Regions from separate parts of the Homo sapiens genome. Here region 2 is linked to region 1. Evidence: read pairs that join two places in POLR2A ChIA-PET (ENCODE). Cell type or tissue: CD4-positive, alpha-beta T cell. All regions are shown on one strand.

Evidence for each region. ChIA-PET counts read pairs that join two places held together with the same protein. Peaks named below come from ENCODE experiments on the same cell type or tissue, not always from the same donor. Only the 100,000 strongest peaks of a DNase experiment are listed, where the experiment ranks them.
Region 2: POLR2A ChIA-PET joins it to region 1 with 5 read pairs; 1 of 35 experiments calls an interaction of 5 or more read pairs at or near these places.

The regions. Positions count from the first base shown.
Region 1 is chr16:67,501,643-67,506,642 of GRCh38, reverse strand. It overlaps ATP6V0D1-DT (ATP6V0D1 divergent transcript), which reads right to left. Exons shown (of 4, transcript NR_184227.1): 4 at 240-2,618. Among named protein-coding and RNA genes, the nearest start is that of AGRP, 21 kb to the right of the region's middle. RefSeq lists an enhancer at 1,806-1,915. In CD4-positive, alpha-beta T cell, no CTCF peak of the experiment used is centred here; a DNase peak (open chromatin) is centred at 2,052; H3K27ac peaks cover 2,623 bases.
Region 2 is chr16:68,276,349-68,281,348 of GRCh38, reverse strand. The region is part of intron 3 of SLC7A6 (solute carrier family 7 member 6); the gene reads right to left. Among named protein-coding and RNA genes, the nearest start is that of SLC7A6, 14 kb to the right of the region's middle. In CD4-positive, alpha-beta T cell, no CTCF peak of the experiment used is centred here; no DNase peak of the experiment used is centred here; H3K27ac peaks cover 2,957 bases.

The sequences.
Region 1 (5,000 bases):
TTGCCGCCCTGCCTACCCTCCTGCCCGCTTTTTTCCCCTTTCCTCCCTCCCCTCCTGCTGCCTCTTTCCTCTTTGGAAAAAGCACAGGACACAGATCGTACTGTGACTTGTGTCTCTTTTTCCCCGGGCGTGTCCTCAACCTTGGCAAGATAAACCTCTAAATTGATTGAGATGCCTCAGTCACTTTTTGGTTCACACCATTAATATTTACCATGTGAGAAATTAAAACAGAGAAAATGTTTACATGTTTATTAATTTATTTAAAATGATATCATGAAACCATTACATGTTAACACAACTTTTTTTTTTTTTGAGAAGGTGAAGGTGTCTTGCTCTGTTGCCCAGGCTGGAGTGCAGTGGTGCGATCTTGGCTCACTGCAACCTGCCCCTCCCAGGTGCAAGCAATTCTTCTGCTTCAGCCTCTCAAGTAGCTGGGATTATAGGCGCATGCCACCAAGCCCAGTTATTTTTTTTTTTTTTTTTTGAGACGGAGTCTTGCTGTCGCCCAGGCTGGAGTGCAGTGGCGCGATCTCTGCTCACTGCAGGCTCTGCCCGCTGGGTTCACGCCATTCTCCTGCCTCAGCCTCCTGAGCAGCTGGGACTACAGGCGCCCGCCACCTCGCCCAGCTAATTTTTTGTATTTTTAGTAGAGATGGGGTTTCACCATGTTAGCCAGGATGGTCTCGATCTCCTGACCTCATGATCCGCCCGCCTTGGCCTCCCAAAGTGCTGGGATTACAGGCGTGAGCCACCGCGCTCAGCCAGCCCAGCTAATTTTTATATTGTTAGTAGAGATGGGGTTTCATTATGTTGGTCAGGCTGGTCTCGAACTCCTGATCTCAAGTGATCCTCCCACCTCAGTCTCCCAGCGTTGAGATTACAGGCATGAGCCACTGTGCCCAGCCAACACAACATACTTTTAATGAAAAATAACTACATTTTTCCAAACCAAAAAGAAAGTGAAAACAGTGGTATTGTTTTGTATTTTTTGCAAATCTCTTCAATGTCTGGTTTAATATTCTGGTTTAATTCCCATATCTGCTTCTATACTCAACCTGTTTCAACATCACATGTCACAAACAGCCAGGCGCAGTGGCTCACACCTATAATCCCAGCACTTTGGGAGGTGAAGGCGGGAGGATCACTTGAGGCCAGGAGTTGGAAGACCAGTCTGGGCAACATAGCAAGACCCCTCTGTCAGTATAAAAAACAAAATAAAAAAACACATGTCATGTAGCCTCTGGAAAATCCCACTGTACACTCATGAAAGACAAATAATATCTTTTTTTTTTTTTTTGAGACAGTGTCTTGCTCCATCACCCAGGCTGGAGTGCAGTGGTGAGATTTCAGCTCACTGCAATCTCTGCCTCCCGGATTCAAGCAATTCTCCTGCCTCAGCCTCCTCCTGAGTAGCTGGGATTACAGGCATGCATCACCACACCCAGGTAATTTTTGTATTTTTAGTAGAGACTGGGTTTCACCATGTTGGCCAGGCTGGTCTGAAACTCCTGACCTCATTATCCATTTGCCTTGGCCTCCCAAAGTGCTGAGATTATAGGCGTGAGCCACCGTGCCCAGCTGACAAATAACATCTTAATATTACCGTGAACCTAGTGTAGACTTTATGGATACTTCAAAAGGACCGCACTTTGGAAACCACAGAGTTAAACAATATCAAGTCTCATTGGCTTCATGCAATAAAAATGTACTCCAATGAAGACTGGCCAGCTTCCCATGGAGAGCTGGCTTTTTCCATCATGCTGTAAATTATACCATCTGGAATGCGTGGTTTCCAAGTTTACTGAGAGAGAGAAGGGGGCTGGTGAATCAGGTGGGATGCTTTTAAGGGTAGGGCCTGAGCCAGGCACACTGGCTCATGCCTATATGACATCAGCTATTAGGGAGGCTGAGGTGGGAGGATTGTTTGAGCACAGGAGGTTGAGGCTGCAGTGAGTCATGATCACAGCACTGCACTCCAGCCTGGGTGACAGAACAAGACTCAGACCTTTAAATAAAAAAAAGACTAGGGCCTAGAGGTGGGGCATGTCACTGGAAATGTCATCTTCCTGTGTGTCCAGGAAGAGAATTGGGTGTGGTGAACACTTAGCATCTGCTCCACCCCTGGGGTGATCGTGGCGCTCACATGATCCTGTGACCGGAAGCCTCCACAGGGTCACTTCATGAACATTTCTCATGTTTCTGCAGCATTTTCAAACAGTTGCCCTGTTAGTGACAGCAGTTATAACAGGTGACTTTGACTTCGAGCATTTGTCCCATTCAAATTAATTTTTCTATTTTAATTATAAAAGTAATACATGTTCACACACACAAAGCATCATTTCAATGATCAGAAGGACAAAAGAGAAAGATAAACATTACACCCCATGGAACCTCCTTGAACTGTGTCACCACCCGCGAGAAGCATAGTGAATTCTCTCAAAAAGTTTCTTTGCATCTCTAAGCTTACATCTACATCTATTTTTTGGAATGCAGTTGGGGTCATATTATGCATACTGTTCTATAAATCCGGAAGGAGGGGCATTAAGTAGACAAGATGATATGCAGAAGCAGATGGAAGGTAGAAAAACTCCTCTGCATGAATTCAGGGCTCCCTCTGGCTGAAAGAAGAAAAAGAAGAGCGTGGCTGGGGATGTGGCCGTAGAGCAATGACAGTCAGGCCTAGCCTCCCAGCAGCACGCAGGAGAGGCAGCCAGACCCCCAGATGGACTGCCCAGTCCTCACAGGCAGATAGGGTGTGGACAGCCTCACAAAAATGCCTGGGTCCCCAGCACTGCAGAGTCTTCAGCAAGTTGCTGGGCCTAGAGTCGTGACGACTAGGCATGGTGGCCTTCTCAGTGGTCATCTGTGAGGACACATAACCATGGACTAATTCCCCTCCTACCCTCTGCGTGGCATAACCCTGAACAGAGAACAAACACAAGAACAAACCTAGTGCCAGGAGTGGAACCCTGCCTGTTTTTGTATAACCCACAAGTCAAGAATGGTTCCTTCCTTCCTTCCTTCCTTCCTTTCTTCCTTCCTTCCTTCCTTCCTTCTCTTTCTTTCTTTTCTTTCTTTCAGAGGGTGTCTTGTTCTGTCGCCCAGGCTGGAGTGCAGTGGTGTGATCTTGGCTCACTGCAACCTCCGCCTCCTGGGTTCAAGCGATTCTCCTGCCTCAGTCTCCCAAGTAGCTGGGATTACAGGCATCTGCCACCACACCTGGCTAATTTTTGTATTTTAGTAGAGACAGGGTTTCACTATGTAGGTCAAGCTGGTCTTGAACTCCTGACCTCAAATGATCCATCCGCCTCGGTCTCCCAAAGTGCTGGGATTACAGGCGTGAGCCACTGTGCCCGGCCTTATTGATTGATTGATTGAGACAGGGTTTCATTCTGTCATGCAGGCTGAGTGCAGTAGTGGGATCACAGCTCACTGCAGCCTCAACCTCCTGGGCTCAAGGGATCCTCCAGCCTCAGCCTCCCAAGGATTTTTTTTTTTTTTTGAGTCGGAGTCTTGCACTCTCGCCCAGGCTGGAGTGCAGTGGCGCAATCTGGGCTCACTGCAAGCTCCGGCTCCAGGGTTCAAGCCATTCTCCTGCCTCAGCCTCCTGAGCAGCTGGGACTATAGGCGCCCGCTACCATGCCCGGCTAATTTTTTGTATTTTTAGTAGAGACAGGGTTTCACTGTGTTAGCCAGGATGGTCTCAATCTCTTGATCTTGCGATCCGCCTGCTCGGCCTCCCAAAGTACTGGGATTACAGTCATGAGCCACCATGCCTGGCATTTTTTTTTTTAAACCAACTAAGAAGCACTGAAGTTTTTCTAAAGTTTTTACATTTCTCTCCTTCTCCCTCCATCTCTCTTTTTCTCTCTCTCTCTCTCTTTTTCCAAGATATGGTCTCCCTCTGTTGTCCAGGCTGGAGTGCAGTGAGCTCCTGGCCTCAAATGATCCTCCTGCCTCAGCCTCCCAAAGGGTAGGGACTACAGGTGCGCACCACCACACTCAGCTAATTTAAAATTTTTTTTGTAGAGATAGGGTCTCCTGATGTTGCCCAGGCTGCGTCTCCAACTCCTGGGTTTAAGTCATCTTCTTGCCTTGGCCTCCCAAAGGGCCAGGATTACAGGCGTGAACCACAATGAAAAAAAATCGAATGGAGGCTATTTTGTGACACATTAAAGTTATCTAAAATTCTAATTTCAGTGTGCAGACATGGAGTTTTATTGAAATGTAGCCTGGTTCATCTGTTACATGGTGCCTGTGTCTGCTTTTGGGTTCCAACAGCAGAGTCGAGTTGTTGGAACAGAGATCGTAAGTGGTGCTCTCGTCACTTTTCTTTGCTGCTCAGTGCACTATAAATTGCAGTTTTGGGCCGGGTGTCGTGGCTCATGCCTGTAATCCCAGCACTTTGGGAGGCCGAAGCAGATGGATCACCTGAGGTCAGGAGTTTGAGACCAGCCTGGCCAGCATGGTGAAACCCCATCTCTACTAAAAACACAAAAATTAGTTGGGCATGGTGGCGGGGGCCTGTAATTCCAGCTACTTGGGAGGCTGAGGCAGGAGAATCGCTTGAACCCGGGAGGCAGAGGTTGCAGTGAGCTGAGATCGCACCATTGCACTCCAGCCTGGGTGACAAGAGCGAAACTCCGTCTCAAAATAAATAAATACATAAATAAATTTCAGTTTTGAAGTTACAACTTGATAGTTTTGTTGTTGTTGTTGTTGTTGTTTGAGATGGAGTCTTGCTCTGTCGCCAGGCTGGAGTGCAGTGGTGTGATCTCGGCTCACTGCAACCTTCACCTCCCAGGTTCAAGCCATTCTCCTGTCTCAACCTCCTGAGTAGCTGGGATTACAGGTGCACACCATCACGCCCACCTAATTTTTGTATTTTTAGTAGAGAAGGGGTTTCACCATGTTGGCCAGGCTGGTTTCAAACTCCTGACCTCAGGTGATCCACCCACCCTGGTCTCCCAAAATGCTGGGATTACAGGCATGAGTCACTG
Region 2 (5,000 bases), 770 kb before region 1:
AAAAGTGTCTCCAGATATTGCTAAATGTCTCCTGGAAGATAAACTCCCCTCTGGCTGAGAACCACTGTTCTAGGATAATTAGTAGGTAAAATAAAATAGCCTGAAATCTGCAAAAAGCTGCTTGGATCTCCTTGCCAGTATAACCTGGGAAGGGGATGGGGTACAGCCAGAAAGCCAGGATCTGAAAGTGCAGTGCCTTCAGAGGCCAGGAAAGTAATATGAGTGAGCAAAGGCAAGAAAGTCTGGGGATAATACAAGAAGTGGAGGACTACAGTGGACTGGGGAGTCCATACTCCATTTAAAAGGAGCCACAGCCGGCTGGGCGCCGTGGGTCACGCCTGTAATCCCAGCACTTTGGGAGGCCGAGGTGGGCGGATCACGAGGTCAGGACATCAAGACCATCCTGGCTAACATGGTGAAACCCCATCTCCACTAAAAATACAAAAAATTAGCCAGGCGTGGTGGCAGGCACCTGTTGTCCCAGCACTCAGGAGGCTGACGCAGGAGAATGGCGTGAACCTGGGAGGCGGAGCTTGCAGTGAGCCGAGATCGCGCCACTGCACTCCAGCCTGGGTGACAGAGCAAGACTCTGTCTCAAAAAAAAAAAAGGAGCCAGAGCCCTCCACAGAGGCTCATGCCTGTAATCCCAACACTTGGAGAGGCTGAGGCAGGAGCATCACTTGAGCCAGGAGTTTGAGACCAGCCTGGGCAACATAGGGATACTCCTTTTAAATAAACAAAAAAGAAATTTTTTTTTTTTTTAAAGAAGCTACGACTACTGAAATCCAGCTTATTTTATCGGGCAGGAATTTGGGTCCAATGATGCCTGAACTTTTGATTTTTCAAGAGAAAAGGCAAGTCCTGATTTTCAAATGTTGGCAACTAATTCAAAATTATTTACAACACCACAAACCAAACAAATCTATCTCTGGGGCCCAAGTCTGGCTCACGGGCCACCAGCTGGCAGCCTCTGCCCTAGAGTTGGTTATATACAGACTTCCTGGGCCCTCCCTTCTAGGATGGAAGTGTCTAGAATGGCGTGGCTATAACTTGTTTAGGCAGTCTCCCAACCAACAAGCCGGACCCCTCTCATGCCTCAATTTCAAGACCAACTTAATTCTCCTATCCTACCGAAGTCTTACCCTAGATTCAGTGCAGACCTTTCATTTCTTTCCCCTAAATAACCTAATTGGTTTCGTGCAATTTATGTCTCCTGAAACCACGTTGTTCCCACTGCCGCCTCTACTCAAGGAGACTCAGCATATCCTAGCTCTGTTGAAAGCCTGATACTGCAACCTAAGTTCCAAGAAGGGAAGTAAGCTGAACCCTAAAGCCTACCCTAGTCGGAAGAGAATATGGTTTTATGACTTGGCCACTACTATGACAAGCAAGTTCTTGCCCTCAGGCCTAGATTCTGGAAAAGCCAGTGCTTCTAGGATAGAAAGCCTGCAGGAATTCAGATCCCGAGGAATCTGGATGAAAGTACATGTTGAATGAAAGAGGCTGGCGGGCCCACACTTACAGGCTCACACCTATGATCCCAGCACTCTGGGAGGCCAAGGTGGGCAGATCACTTGAGCTCAGGAGTTCGAGACCAGTATGGCCAATATGGTAAAACCGCATCTCTACTAAAAATATAAAAATTAGCCAGGCATGGTAGCTTGCACCTGTAATCCCAGCTACTTGGGAGGCTGAGGCAGGAGAATCACTTGAACCTGGGAGGTGGAGGTTGCAGTGAGCCAAGATTGAGCCACTGCCCTCCAGCCTGGGCAACAAAGCAAGACTCTGTCTCAAAAAATAAAAATAAAAGAGAAAATCGAGGCAGCAATTAGTTAACTCCCCAAGATCAACAGTTGGTCAATGATAAAGCTGAAAATTAAATCCAGTCTGGCATGGAGGCCTGCAATCCTAACCACTATACTATACTGCCTGGAGATTGCTTATGTATCTTCAAACCATGTTTTCTAAGAGTATTTGATGAAAGAGATTAAATATGAAATTTTTTTTGAGACAAAGTCTCATTCTGTCACCTAGGCTGGAGTGCAGTGGCATGATCATAGCTCACTGCAACCTTGAATTTCTGGGCTCAAGGGATCCTCCCTCCTCAGGCTCCCGAGTAGCTAGGATTACAGATGCACACCACTGCCACTGCCACCATGCCTAATTTTTTTTTTTTTTAGAGGTGGGGTCTTGCTTTGTTGCCCAGGCTGGTCTCAAACTCCTGTGCTCAAGTGATCCTCCCTCCTCAGCCTCCCAAAGTGCTGGAATTACAAAAGCCATGAGCTACCATGCCCAGCCAATATTAATTTTTTTTTTAATTTTATAAAGCAGTCAGCCGCCCCATCCAGGAGGGAGGTGGGGGGCAGCCCCTGCCCGGCCAGCCGCCCTGTCCGGGAGGGAGGTGGGGGGCGCCTCCGCCCGGCAGCCGCCCTGTCCGGGAGGTGGGGGGCGCCTCTGCCCGGCCGCCCCTTCTGGGAAGTGAGGAGCCCCTCTGCCCGGCCGCCACCCCGTCTGGGAGGTGTACCCAACAGCTCATTGAGAGCGGGCCATGATGACGATGGCGGTTTTGTCGAATAGAAAAGGGGGAAATGTGGGGAAAAGATAGCGAAATCAGATTGTTGCTATGTCTGTGTAGAAAGAAGTAGACATAGGAGACTCCATTTTGTTCTGTACTAAGAAAAATTCTTCTGCCTTGGGATGCTGTTGATCTATGACCTTACCCCCAACCCGGTGCTCTCTGAAACATGTGCTGTGTCCACTCAGGGTTAAATGGATTAAGGGCAGTGCAAGATGTGCTTTGTTAAACAGATGCTTGAAGGCAGCATGCTCGTTAAGAGTCATCACCACTCCCTAATCTCAAGTACCCAGGGACACAAACACTGCAAAAAAAAAAAAAGGCCGCAGGGTCCTCTGCCTAGGAAAACCAGAGACCTTTGTTCACTTGTTTATCTGCTGACCTTCCCTCCACTATTGTCCTATGACCCTGCCAAATCCCCCTCTGCGAGAAACACCCAAGAATGATCAATAAAAAAAAAAAAAAAATTATAAAGCAGTATACAACCTACAAGAAAAGATGACCTCAAAAGGTATTTATGGCTGGGCATGGTGGCTCATGCCTGTAATCCCAGCACTTTGGGAGGCCAAAGCAGGCGGATCACGAGGTCAAGAGATCAAGACCATCCTGACCAACATGGTGAAACCCCGTCTGTACTAAAAATACAAAAATTAGCTGGGCATGGTGGTGCGCACCTATATTCCCAGCTACTCGGGAGGCTGAGGCAGGAGAATCTCTTGAACCCGGGAGGTGGAGGATGCAGTGAGCCAGAGGTTGCAGTGAGCAGAGATCGAGCCACTGTACTCCAGCCTAGGCGACAGAGCAAGACTCGGTCTCAAAAAAGAAAAATAATAATAATAATAATAATAGGCCAGGCATGGGGGCTCACACCTATAATCCCAGCACTTTGGGAGGCCGGGTGGGCAGATCACCTGAGGTCAGGAGTTCAAGACCAGCCTGACCAACATGGAGAAACCCTGTCTCTACTAAAAATACAAAATTAGCCAGGTGTGGTGGCACATGCCTGAAATCCCAGCTATTCGGGAGGCTGAGTCAGGAGAATCGCTTGAACCCAGGAGGCCGAGGTTGCGATGAGCTGAGATAATGCCATTGCACTCTAGCCTGGGCAGCAAGAGCGAAACTCCATCTCAAAAAAAATTTTTTTTAATTAAAAAATAATACAAGGCCGGGCGCCGTGGCTCACACCTGTAATCCCAGCACTTTGGGAGGCCGAGGCGGGCGGATCACGAGGTCAGGACATCGAGACCATCCTGGCTAACACGGTGAAACCCCATCTCTACTAAAAATACAAAAAATTAGCCGGGCACGGTGGCGGGCGCCTACTGTAGTCCGGGCTACTCGGGAGGCTGAGGCAGGAGAATGGTGTGAGTCGAGATAGCGCCACTGCATTCCAGCCTGGGCGACAGAGCAAGACTCCGTCTCAAATAAATAAATAAATAAATAAATAAATAAATAAAAGTACTCTTCTCGACCAGCTTGACCAACATGGTGAAACCCCCTCTCTACTAAAAATACAAAAATTAGCTGGGCGTGGTGGTGGGCGCCTGTAATCCTGGCTACTCGGGAGGCTGAGGCAAGAGAATCATTTGAACCCAGGAGGCAGAGGTTGCAGTGAGCTGAGATCATGCCATTGTACTCCAGCCTGGGTGACAGAGCAAGACTCTATCTCAAAAAAAAAAGTACTCTTCTTTTGGTGGTAGATTTTGGATGACTTAAGAGTAATTTAATTTTCTAAATAAACATGCTTTGTGAGGTTTTTTTTTTGTTTTGTTTTGTTTGGAGACAGGGTCTTGCTCCGTTACCCAGGCTGGAGTGCAGTGGCGTGATCATAGCTCACTGCAGCCTCGACTTCCCGGGCTCAAGAGATCCTCCCATCTCAGCCTCCTGAATTGCTGGGACCACAGGCACACACCAACATGCCCAGCTAATTTGATTTTTTGTAGAGACAGGGTCTCACCATGTTGCCCAGGTTGGTCTCAAATTCCTGAGCTCAAGCAATCCTCCTACCTCAGCCTCCCAAAGTGCTGGGATTACAGGCGTCAGCCACCATGCCTGGCCTAATAAACATATTTTATAATCAGAAAATTATTCCCTTTTTTAGAAAGCTCAGTCAGACCAGAGTCTCCCTAGCCAAAGCCTATCAGACATACAGCTGAGCAGCCGCCTTCCCTAATCCTAAGGGTATCCGTTTCCCCCTCACTATCCCAAGGAATATGGAGCGTTTTCCCTTTAATTTGTCTTTAACAAATTCCATAAAGTCAAGAGGCATGGGTATTCTACAGTCCTTTATTGCTAACTCCAAGGTACTCTCAGGCTATTTTTAACACTGGATAAACTGCATATACTGCCAATGCTTTTGCAAGCAGAGATGTGGAAAGAACAGAATATTATTAAGTACCTCTGGCAGTACAGTGCTAAGGAACAT